3 separate regions of the Homo sapiens genome follow, and all the other regions are linked to region 2. Evidence: chromatin contacts called from ENCODE Hi-C or POLR2A ChIA-PET data. All regions are on one chromosome and are shown on one strand. The core of a region is the stretch at or near the end of the contact, and the rest is flanking DNA. Distances in the headings are between cores, read along the strand shown.

What was found. Hi-C counts contacts between places; a loop is a spot of excess contacts on that map. ChIA-PET counts read pairs that join two places held with the same protein, here RNA polymerase II (POLR2A). Pooled maps may share reads with other maps.
Region 1: a loop to region 2 is called in a map of naive thymus-derived CD4-positive, alpha-beta T cell, with 3 times the contacts of the local background. The contact joins the promoter of SETDB2-PHF11 here to the enhancer-like site in region 2. A Hi-C loop is called at or near these places in 2 of 168 maps with a recorded cell type or tissue (CD8-positive, alpha-beta T cell and naive thymus-derived CD4-positive, alpha-beta T cell), 1 of 37 single-sample maps with no recorded cell type and 7 of 50 pooled maps. POLR2A ChIA-PET finds 5 or more read pairs at or near these places in 6 of 52 experiments (CD4-positive, alpha-beta T cell, CD4-positive, alpha-beta memory T cell, CD8-positive, alpha-beta T cell and 3 more).
Region 3: a pooled map shows a loop between it and region 2 (8-fold over the local background). The contact joins the promoter of CKAP2 here to the enhancer-like site in region 2. A Hi-C loop is called at or near these places in 1 of 37 single-sample maps with no recorded cell type and 7 of 50 pooled maps. POLR2A ChIA-PET finds 5 or more read pairs at or near these places in 1 of 52 experiments (naive thymus-derived CD4-positive, alpha-beta T cell).

Annotation. Positions count from the first base shown.
Region 1 is chr13:49,442,967-49,446,331 of GRCh38, forward strand. It overlaps SETDB2-PHF11 (SETDB2-PHF11 readthrough), which reads left to right and starts at 1,308. Exons shown (of 21, transcript NR_135324.2): 1 at 1,308-1,891. CAB39L (calcium binding protein 39 like) reads right to left here and starts at 1,098. Exons shown (of 11, transcript NM_001079670.3): 1 at 1,020-1,098. It overlaps SETDB2 (SET domain bifurcated histone lysine methyltransferase 2), which reads left to right and starts at 1,308. Exons shown (of 14, transcript NM_001160308.3): 1 at 1,308-1,891. RefSeq lists enhancers at 476-545, 915-1,687, 926-1,005, 1,688-2,461 and silencers at 1,014-1,494, 1,166-1,215.
Region 2 is chr13:50,892,446-50,895,442 of GRCh38, forward strand. All of the region lies in intron 1 of RNASEH2B-AS1 (RNASEH2B antisense RNA 1), which reads right to left. Among named protein-coding and RNA genes, the nearest start is that of RNASEH2B, 16 kb to the right of the region's middle. RefSeq lists enhancers at 1,131-1,670, 1,141-1,290. Within about 2 kb of position 1,251, at least 8 of the 41 ENCODE cell types and tissues checked have a DNase peak (open chromatin) inside an H3K27ac peak, as active enhancers do; they include CD4-positive, alpha-beta T cell and CD8-positive, alpha-beta T cell, where a contact is called at or near this core.
Region 3 is chr13:52,453,668-52,456,736 of GRCh38, forward strand. It overlaps CKAP2 (cytoskeleton associated protein 2), which reads left to right and starts at 1,811. Exons shown (of 9, transcript NM_018204.5): 1 at 1,811-1,959; 2 at 2,856-2,940. The coding sequence starts at 1,890. It overlaps CKAP2-DT (CKAP2 divergent transcript), which reads right to left and starts at 1,679. Exons shown (of 1, transcript NR_185890.1): 1 at 1,108-1,679. RefSeq lists enhancers at 962-1,141, 1,432-1,511.

The sequences.
Region 1 (3,365 bases), core at 58-2,557, 1.4 Mb before region 2:
GCAAGTCAAACTGCTAAAATCTACCACAAAATATTAGCCTTTCATCAGCTTGGTCTTCAGATCCAATACATTTTCCCCTCAAATGAAAGACAATGCAATGCCATCCACAACAATGCTAAAAAAAAAAAAAAAAAAGGAGGAGGGAAACAAGGTTAAGTCCTGTCTTCTTCCTCCTACCCCAAAAAGAGCTCAGAAATTAAGGTGCTTTCCCTAACAAAGCCTCCTCCTGCTCCATGAAGTGACCAAGCATGTCATGGCAGACCCAGAGATTTATAATCTTCAACATATCGTTATCGGGGAAATCAAGATTTGACAAAATTCTTCCTTCACGCCCCGTTTCTGCAAGACCACCACTTTCTAGCTTAAAATAAAGAAAAAAAAAAGACAGCTGCAGGAATGCTTGGCTGCCCGCTAATGTACAATTTTGCCCAAACGCAGAACTTGACGCCCACTATTACCAAAGGATGGCCTTAGTAAAGTAACCCCCGCGAAGAGCAAACTGTTTAGCAGCCGCTCCCTCGAAAAGGACGGAAGAGGAGGTCTCTTCTGAACCTGAGGATAGTAGAGAGGCACTCCCCTTCCACTACTAGCTTTGCTCCTTTCTCAATCAGGCAGTTCATCAGCTAGCCTCCTTTGTCAAAGGGGGTTGATGGTCAGAATCTTTGCGAGACAAAAATTACTAAAAGAGCTCCCAGGAACCAATGTTAAGGCATCAAAGGCCCCGCCCAGCCCCCACAATGATCAACAAACCAAAACCTGGGATCCCTACTATTACCACCACCACAACCATCACCACCACCACCACCACCATTCCTCGCTCTCTCTAGCCAGGGATGAGACTCAGGCCCAGGAAACCCATCCTTTCCGCAAGTAGGAAGGCGCTGGGTCTCCTCCCTTAGGCCTCTCCTTTACCCCATTGTTCTCTCCGGACCCCTCCACTACGGCCAGGCGCTATGTATGTTTTCAACCCCCAAGAAGCCCAGTCCCAGCCACACACAAGATGGCAGCCTCACACCTACCGGAGGAAACAGCTGCGCCACCACTCCAGTGATGCCGGCCTCTCGACTACGAGTAACTCCATTGGCTCAGCTACAGTGCGCGAGACAAGCCGAGAGCGCTAGCAGTCAATCGGGAGGCGGCGCGCTCGGGCGCCACTGCGGTGCCAGCGGTAAGTGCGCCGAGTCTCTGAGGCGTGAACCAGTGGGGAGTGCGACCAATCAATGGGCTCCTGGCTGGGTGGTGGGACGGCCGGCGTCCGACTCCTCCCATGTAGTGATCGGTTTAGGTAGGTCGGCCTGGTCCCCGGCGGAGGTTACGCCTTCCCTCATCCCCGGTAGAGGCAGGGCGGGACTGTTGTGGTTGAGATGAAGGCTAGTAAATGGTGAAGTACTTCCCGGCCAGAGGGCACCTGCGCTCGGGAGGTTTGGGCGGCTTGGCGTCGGAGGAGAGCCCCACCCGCGGAGGAACCCAGCCTTGCCAACGGAGCTGGCGGAGCTCACTCCTCAGGTCAGGCGGGCGGCGTAGAAAACGCAGCGGAGCCAGGTGAAACCAAGGCACCGCCGTGGCTGGCCCCCGACAGTTCCTCTAGCCGGGAGGTTGGAGGAGCTGAAAACGCCGCGGAGCCCTCGGCCGCCCGAGCAGGGGCTGGACCCCAGCCCTTGCAGCCTCCCTTCTCCTGGCACCCAAGTGCAGTCCTGGCTGCAGAAGGGGCCGCGGGCGCACTGAGTTTCCAACCTCCATTTCAGCCTGTCTGTCTCAGGGTGCAGCCTTAATGAGAGGTGATTCCTAAGCTGCTGGGAACCTGAGGTTGTCAAAGGGGCGGCAGGAAATGGACAGCAGTATAAAACCCAGAAGCAGAACTTGAAGGTTAAACCACTAGCCCATTTCACAGGTAAGATTACACGAGCCCTTAAATACAGCAAGTTCAGTCATTCATCCAAGATCATGGAGTTCAGATTAGATAGTAACACTTCTGACTCGCTATCAGCCACAGCCCAATAAGTAATTAAGTAAGGAAAGATATGTAATTAACTGTGCTCTTTGGCATGTGGAAACCTGCAGTGAGCTCTGTAAATACTAACACATGAGGCCAAGGAGAGGAGTAAATTTGAAGAGGTCAAATGGAGTAACCAAAGCATAGGCTCTGAAACCATGCTGCCTGGTTCCTTATTTCGTGTCTGCCACTTACGGTATGGCATTCCTTAGCTTCCTCATCAGCAAACGAGCTGCTAATTTAACCCACATGACTGTTAGGGGGATTAAATAAGAACACGTGAAGTAGTTAGAAGCGTGACTAACCCGTGGTTCTTAAGCGTGACTTAACCCGTGGTTCTGTCGTTACAATTAAAACGTAAGGAGCCGAGAGGAAATGGTAAACGTGTTTTTAAAGCCTGTTTTAGAAACGAAAAGGAACCATACATTGAAGCAAAGCAGACTGGCTTAATTATTTTTCTACCAAAATGAAAAAGTGAGAAGGGGAAAAAAGTTTTTTAAGCCCATTTACTCTCTGAAATATTAACACCAGTTGTCTCTGGATGATGGGATGGTGTTTAAATTTTCTCCTTTATGCTTTATTGTATTTTGCAGATTTTCTCCAGGAAACATGTTTTACTTGTGCACGTTCAGTTTTCAAATTTTCAGGTGTGAACGCTGGTGAGAGCTGCTTAAAAACAAAGCTATGGGCCGGGCGCGGTGGCTCACACCTGTAATCCCCACACTTTGGGAGGCTGAGGCGGGCGGATCACCTGAGGTCAGGAGTTCAAGACCAGCCTGGCCAACGTGGTGAAACCCCGTCTCCACTAAAAACACAAAAATTAGCCGGGCGTGTGGTGGCGGGCCCCTGTAATCCCAGCTTCTCGGGAGGCTGAGGCAGGAGAATCGCTTGAACCCGGGAGGCAGAGGCTGCAGTGAGCCGAGATCACGCCACTGCACCCTTCTCACTGCACTGGTGACAGAGCGAGACTCCGTCTCAAAAAAAAAAAAAAAATCTATGGCCGTGCGCGGTGGGTGGCTCACATCTATAATCCCAGCACTTTGGCAGATCACTTGAGCCCAGAGTTCAAGACCAACCTGGGCAACATAGACCTCATGTCTAAAAAAAAATAAAACTATTACTGAGTGTGCTTAGGTGGAAGTATAAATTGGTAGAACCTTTCTGGAAGAGAGTTTGACAATATGCTATAAAAAGCTTTAAAATGAATTCCTTTTTGAACATTTATATATACTTAATTTTTAAAAATTAAGTACACTTTTACATTCTTTTACAGAATTGGTACCTTGTAGATAAAGAGCACAATCCAGATTTTGACCTTGAGTTTTTTCTTGCGTGTCAAGGTTATACTTATAAAAACAGTTGAATAGCTTCC
Region 2 (2,997 bases), core at 1-2,500:
CTCACTCTGTGAAAGAAATGAGAGTAAAGGAAGGGAAAGAAAATTAAGGAAGGCAGAAGTGAACATGGAAGAGAAAAACAATAAGAAAGAGGAAATAGAAGGGCCATGGTTTTGAAATACAACGCCTGGAAAACAGAAAATGAAAACAGAATAAAGGAATGAAATTGTAAAAGCTATGAAACAAAGTAATGAGAGAAATAAAATCTTAACTCTGAAAAAAATAGATGTGATTTATGACAAATATCAGGAAAGTGACTCAAGAGCATCCTGAAATCTCCTTGATAGTACCGAAGGGAGACCTGGGCTTCTTATGATCACTGACATCTGTAAAATAAGAATGGTAGCTGTAAATTTTGAAACGATGAAAAATAACCTTGTAGCAGGAATCAAAGGGAGAGTTTGATCTAATGTTGGCCAGAATGAGTCAAATACATTCACTTCGCTAAAGTGCTCTGCGTTGGTCAGCCGATTTTTCTTTTTTTTTTTTTTTAAAGTAAAATCTTTTTTTATTATTATTATACTTTAAGTTTTAGGGTACATGTGCACAATGTGCAGGTGAGTTACATATGTATACATGTGCCATGCTGGTGTGCTGCACCCATTAACTCGTCATTTAGCATTTTTCAGATTCTACGAGACCATTCAAATTCCAGCTCTGCTTGATATTCTCTCTCTTTGTAGTGTTGAGACAAAAGCCTTACAAATGTTTGTGTAGAGAAATCAGTGATGTTAAAAAAAGCAATCACTTGTATGAAAAATTCCAAAGACAGCACTAACATGAAATGATGAAAATGCCAAAGATATGAAAAATAAAGACAACTGTTACAAGACGTAACGGCTCTGAGTGTTTGCTTTTATGTGACAGATGTTTTTAACCAAAGCTCAACACTGGCAGTTTGAGTACACTTCTGATTTTAATTTGTGTTCTATCCCCTTTTCGTATTGATGTCTACTCACATCTGTGAAGGCTCTGTAACCTGAATTTGACAGGGGAAAGTGAACAGACTGCTTTTGGAGTGCTTCCATTAAGTCCACATAACAGACTGTTAACAAAAATCTTAAATAGCTATTCTAATCATCAACAGCAATCTTACACAAATTAAATTAGGCCCAAAGGGCCCGATTAACTTTAAAATGCCTTACAGGCATGAAACATAAATTTAACTTATTTTCCCCCTTTGGAGTAGAAAGAGAGTTGTTCAGTGTGACTCAGATGCACAGTTTAAAAAAAAAAAAAGTATGCATGCTGTGAAGACATGGAGACAGGGTTTCATTTTCTTTTTCAGGAAACCACACTTACAGGCATTGAAATTCAGTTAGGCCACAGCCATGCTCCCTGTTTACATGCAAAGTAGATGCATTAAGGTTTTCAAGGTTTTAAAGTAGATGCATTAAGGTAGAGTTTTTGCAGATGGCACAGCTACTCTAATCAGCTCAAGGAAGTCCTATTGCTAAAGAAAGGAGACATATATCAACATGCATTAACATTAAAATGATGCCTTCAGAAGAGGTAAAAGTTGAACTAGAATTTCTGTAGTTCAAACCCACCTATCAAGAAATGGGTTAGATTCATGATTTAAAATTATACCACAAATCAAAGAAAAAATACTTTTTTAAGTGTCTGCTCTTCTTTATTTTAGCCAAATCTCTAGAGGTCTGTCCAAATATATTTCTTGAATTTTCTTGAACTAGCCAGCAGGTTCATCACTTGTGGATTTGCTGTAGTCTCCAATCCTCACAAGTGTTTGATAGCTTTTCTTAGGCAACTTCCTTCCAGCTGCATGGAACATGTAATTTCGGCCCAAGTCAATAGCAGTGAATGAGAAACCCAGATGCCAGGGAAAGGCAGCCTCCCAATAGATAGAAAACACCTGAAACTGGTGATCAGCAGCTTCCGGATAAGATCTCAGGAGTTGGGCCAGTGGGTTCAAGCATGCACACTAAGAGGCAAAATGGCAGAGTTTGACTGGTATATGACCTTCTAGGAGCAATCAACTGGTAAGAGAAGAGTGCTTCAAGTAAGCATGTGTACAACTCCAGTAAACACACTGCGCATGCGGCCCCTCCCAAGCACTAGCACACAAGTGGTCAGCCCACCCCAAGGGAAGAATCAGGGGAGAGGGGACCCAAGACCCTGTAAGTATGTCAGCATATAAAACTCAAAGTCAAAAGGTCAAACTGTGTACTTGATCTCCCAAGTTGCTTGCTTGGCCCTCTTCCAAGTGTACTTTACTCCCTTTCATTCCTGCTCTAAAGCTTTTTAATACACTTTCACCACTGCTCTAAAACTTGCCTCAGTCTCTCACTCTGCCTTATGCCCCTGAGCCAAATTCTTTCTTCTGAGAAGGTAAGAATTGTTGCTGCAGACCTATACAGATTCACCGCCAGTAACACTTTCAGCTCTTACAAGACCATTATAGACACCCGTGCTTGTCAACAACCTCCTGCTCTGATAACCTCAACATAAATTTATTTCATCAAACAGCAGATGCTCTCTTGTCCCACCAGCCCAGACACCAGTGGGTGAGAGTCATGGAAGGTGTTCATTTTCTGCAAAATATTCATTAGTACTTTAGAGAACCAAAGTAATTTTCAGAAAACTACCTATTTTCCAAATACCTCAGAGGAAACTGACCATATCTGGATCACTGGTGATAGAACCTAATTAGGTGAAGCCAATGGCAGTCTTCCATCCCCTGAGATTAGTACAGGGATGGGCACCATAATCCGAGATGAAATAAGCAGAATAAAAACAAGGACTCATATTTCATGTTACATTGTATACCAGGAAGTATATATCCCCCATGGCCACTGGCAGCCATATTGCGAGCACAAGGAGAACCAGTCTTAGGATGAAACTAATGCTGCCCTACCTTTGAAATCCAGTTATGTAGATAAATGTTCTTATTGCATACACAAGCTTGAGTCAGGTATTTTGATTCCTCGTAGGTGAAACTACTTAATTAATTTAAGTGGTCTTATGAGTAATTTGTACTC
Region 3 (3,069 bases), core at 561-3,060, 1.6 Mb after region 2:
AAAAAGTGTCTCAAAAATAGACATATCATTGGAGTGGGTGAGTCTGGAGATTAGAGGAGAATTGCCATTTTGAAAAACCTAGCAGTTTGGCAGGTTTTCCTATTCATCTCAGCCTACTGAGATCTCCATGGTATCCTTTGAGTCAATTTCTTTTTTTACCATGCCCACTTATAAAAAATTATTGAGGTTCACATAACATAAAATTAATCATTTTAAAGTGAACAACTCAATGGCATTAATACATTTACAATGTCACCCAACCACTACCTCTAATTCCAAAACATTTCACTTACTTCAAGGTAATGAAACCCTTGTCCATTAAACTGTCTCCCAATTCTCCCCCTACCCTCAGCCTCTGGCAACTACTATTCTGAGTTATTTCACTATGGATGTATCTATTTTAGATCTTTCATATAAATGGAATCATACCATATGTAACTTTTCATATATTACTTCTTTTACTTAGCATAATGTTTTGGAGGTTTTTGAGTCACTTATTAACGCTGTATTTTGTTCTCACTTAATAGAAATCCCTGGTTGCCCCACCTGTCTGATGAAACTTTAGTAAATAATCAACAATAATGACAGACGTATTTAAACAGCAAGTTATATCTTAAGGATGGTGATGGACAATGTTAAACTAAAACTGGGACATTTCATCAAGTAAAAAACTACACAAAATCTCAAACCAAATTCCTCATTAGCAAGACGCTACCATAAGATGTCTGAAGAAAAAAGCAGGCAGAAGTGGGAAAAACTGACCACAGCCGAGGGCCAGCTGTGGAGGCCCTCAGACCTGGGAAGGGTAAACGGGGAAATCACATCCTCCCGTCTGTGTGCCCGGAGCACCTAAAACCTGGCTGAAAGAGTCCAGTCCAGCCTTACTGCAGTGATCAGGCAAGAAATGTAAACCCAGTGCTTGAAACCAGGCAGGTGCAGTCCAGACTCGCCCTCACTTCCCCACTGCCACTCTTAAAACCTTCTAGCCCTGACTTGTTTCGTTCTGTCATGTGGATTGAGTGTTTGTGTGGGTTTTATGAAGGTGGTATTTTTAGATGAGAAAAACGAAGATTATGGCGGCACACTTAACCACACAAACACAAAACGTCTGTAACAAATGCTATTTTATCTTCAAAGGAGAATTATATATAACCTTGAGGAGGGGATGAGGTTTATCTTCATTTTTTTCTGTTTCTCCTCCTCTCCTCCCTTTTTTGCATTTGATAATTGCTTAGAATAAAGGTATGGAAAGTAGATCCCAATTTCAGTTCCCCTTCACACGCTGTGCAAACGTGGACAAACAACCTCTGAACCTGTCACCTCTCAGTGGAAAAAGTGGTGATAACGTCCCACCTCAGAATTGATGCTCAAAATGAAGCAGTATTTGTGAAACGAAAATACACACGCTCGTGGTACGCCAGATCGGTGTTTACGTCCTCGTCAGTGAACGCGTCGATGTTTAATAAGAAGGGCAGCCAATCAACACTTTTCTTGTCTTTTTCTCGTCTGCCTTCCTCCAAGGACTGTGAGGGTCTCAAGATGTGTCCCATCTCGGTTGTTTGTCAACCTAGTCCTGCTATGTCGTGGGGACTGAGCAGGCCGACTCCTCCCCCATCGCACGTCCAGGATGAAGAGCGCTGTTTAGGTTTGAAACCTGCAGACTCAGTCCCAACCGAACTGGGCAGACACCAGACCGGCCCCGGCAACTGCAGTCCAGGCTCCGCCTCCCTACGCCCATTGGCTTATTCAATTCACGCAGGAACCAATGGGCGGAGACGGCAGCCGCGCCGTCTGACGGCTTAGCCGCGGTGCAGACTGCGGCGGCGGTGGTCTGAGGAAGTTCTATCTTGGCGCTAAAGCGGAGACGCATCCCCCGACCCGAGGCTACGATGAGCACACCGGCCGTGCCCCAGGACCTGCAGCTGCCCCCGAGTCAGAGGGCGCAGTCCGCATTCAAAGGTGAAGGCCGCGGTGGCGGTGGCGGTGGCGGTGGCGGTGGCGGTGGCGGGCGCGGGCCCGGCGGTCGGGGCTCGGGGCCGCGCTGGCGCGCTTCACCTCTCCCCCGCTCTGTGAGATCCCTGAACGCGGCGTCGGCCTCGCCCTGCCTCATTCTTGGCCTTGTGGAACGGATCATAAAAACAGGAACCGCTGCGTGGTGTTACTGTGCGGTCGCTGCTGGCTGGGATGGGCCCTCCTAAGAAGGAATCCGTTAGGCGAGGGGAAACGCGCGGGCCTCAGGCCGGGGTCGGTGTCGGAGACCCTGGGTCCGCTTGGGGGCGGGGCTGCACAGGTTCAGGGACCGACTGCGCCTGCGCTGGGTCCTCCGCCTCTTAGGTCCCTAGCGAATTTCTGCAGGGCTGGGGTCGCATCATGTGTTATTTCCAATTTCACAGCTTCTCCTTCGACTTTATGGAAACCGAGGGTTGGTTGGGTCTTCAAAACTAATATTGTTATTCCCTTATTCTACACACGGGAAAGCAGAAGAAAGTAATTCTCATCTAACCCAGTTCTGGTAAATTAGAACTTTCGAGTCTAGTGCCTCACTTCTACCATTTAGTTTCTTAAAGCTTGGCTAGCAGGAGCTGTATGTAGAAAATGATGTTCTCCAGATTTTTCACAGGGAGTAGAGAATGTGATTCTTATGCAGAGGGGTTTTGGGGACCTGTTGTGGTAACAGTCTCTTCTAAGGTGATTTCTCAAAGGCAATATTGAATTGGAGAATTTTCTGTTATATAGATGTGACCTCAGGTGGAACCAGCTTTGGAAGTAAACTCTTCATTTAGTCAACAAGATTTATTTGCCGTTATCGATGTTTTAACTAATATTGACTTGTAGCTCTTACCTTTGTTATCTAGAGCAAAGAAGACAAAAACTCAAGGAACATCTGTTGAGAAGAAAAACGCTTTTTGCATACAAGCAGGAAAATGAGATGTTATCCAGGTAAGGTCAAGTTTATTTCTTTTCACTTCTGTAAAATTGTATCAGATCTGTCCAATGAAAATGTAAAGTAAGCCATATCTGTAATTTTAAATTTTCTAGTAGCCACATTTAGAAAAACTGCTTACATAT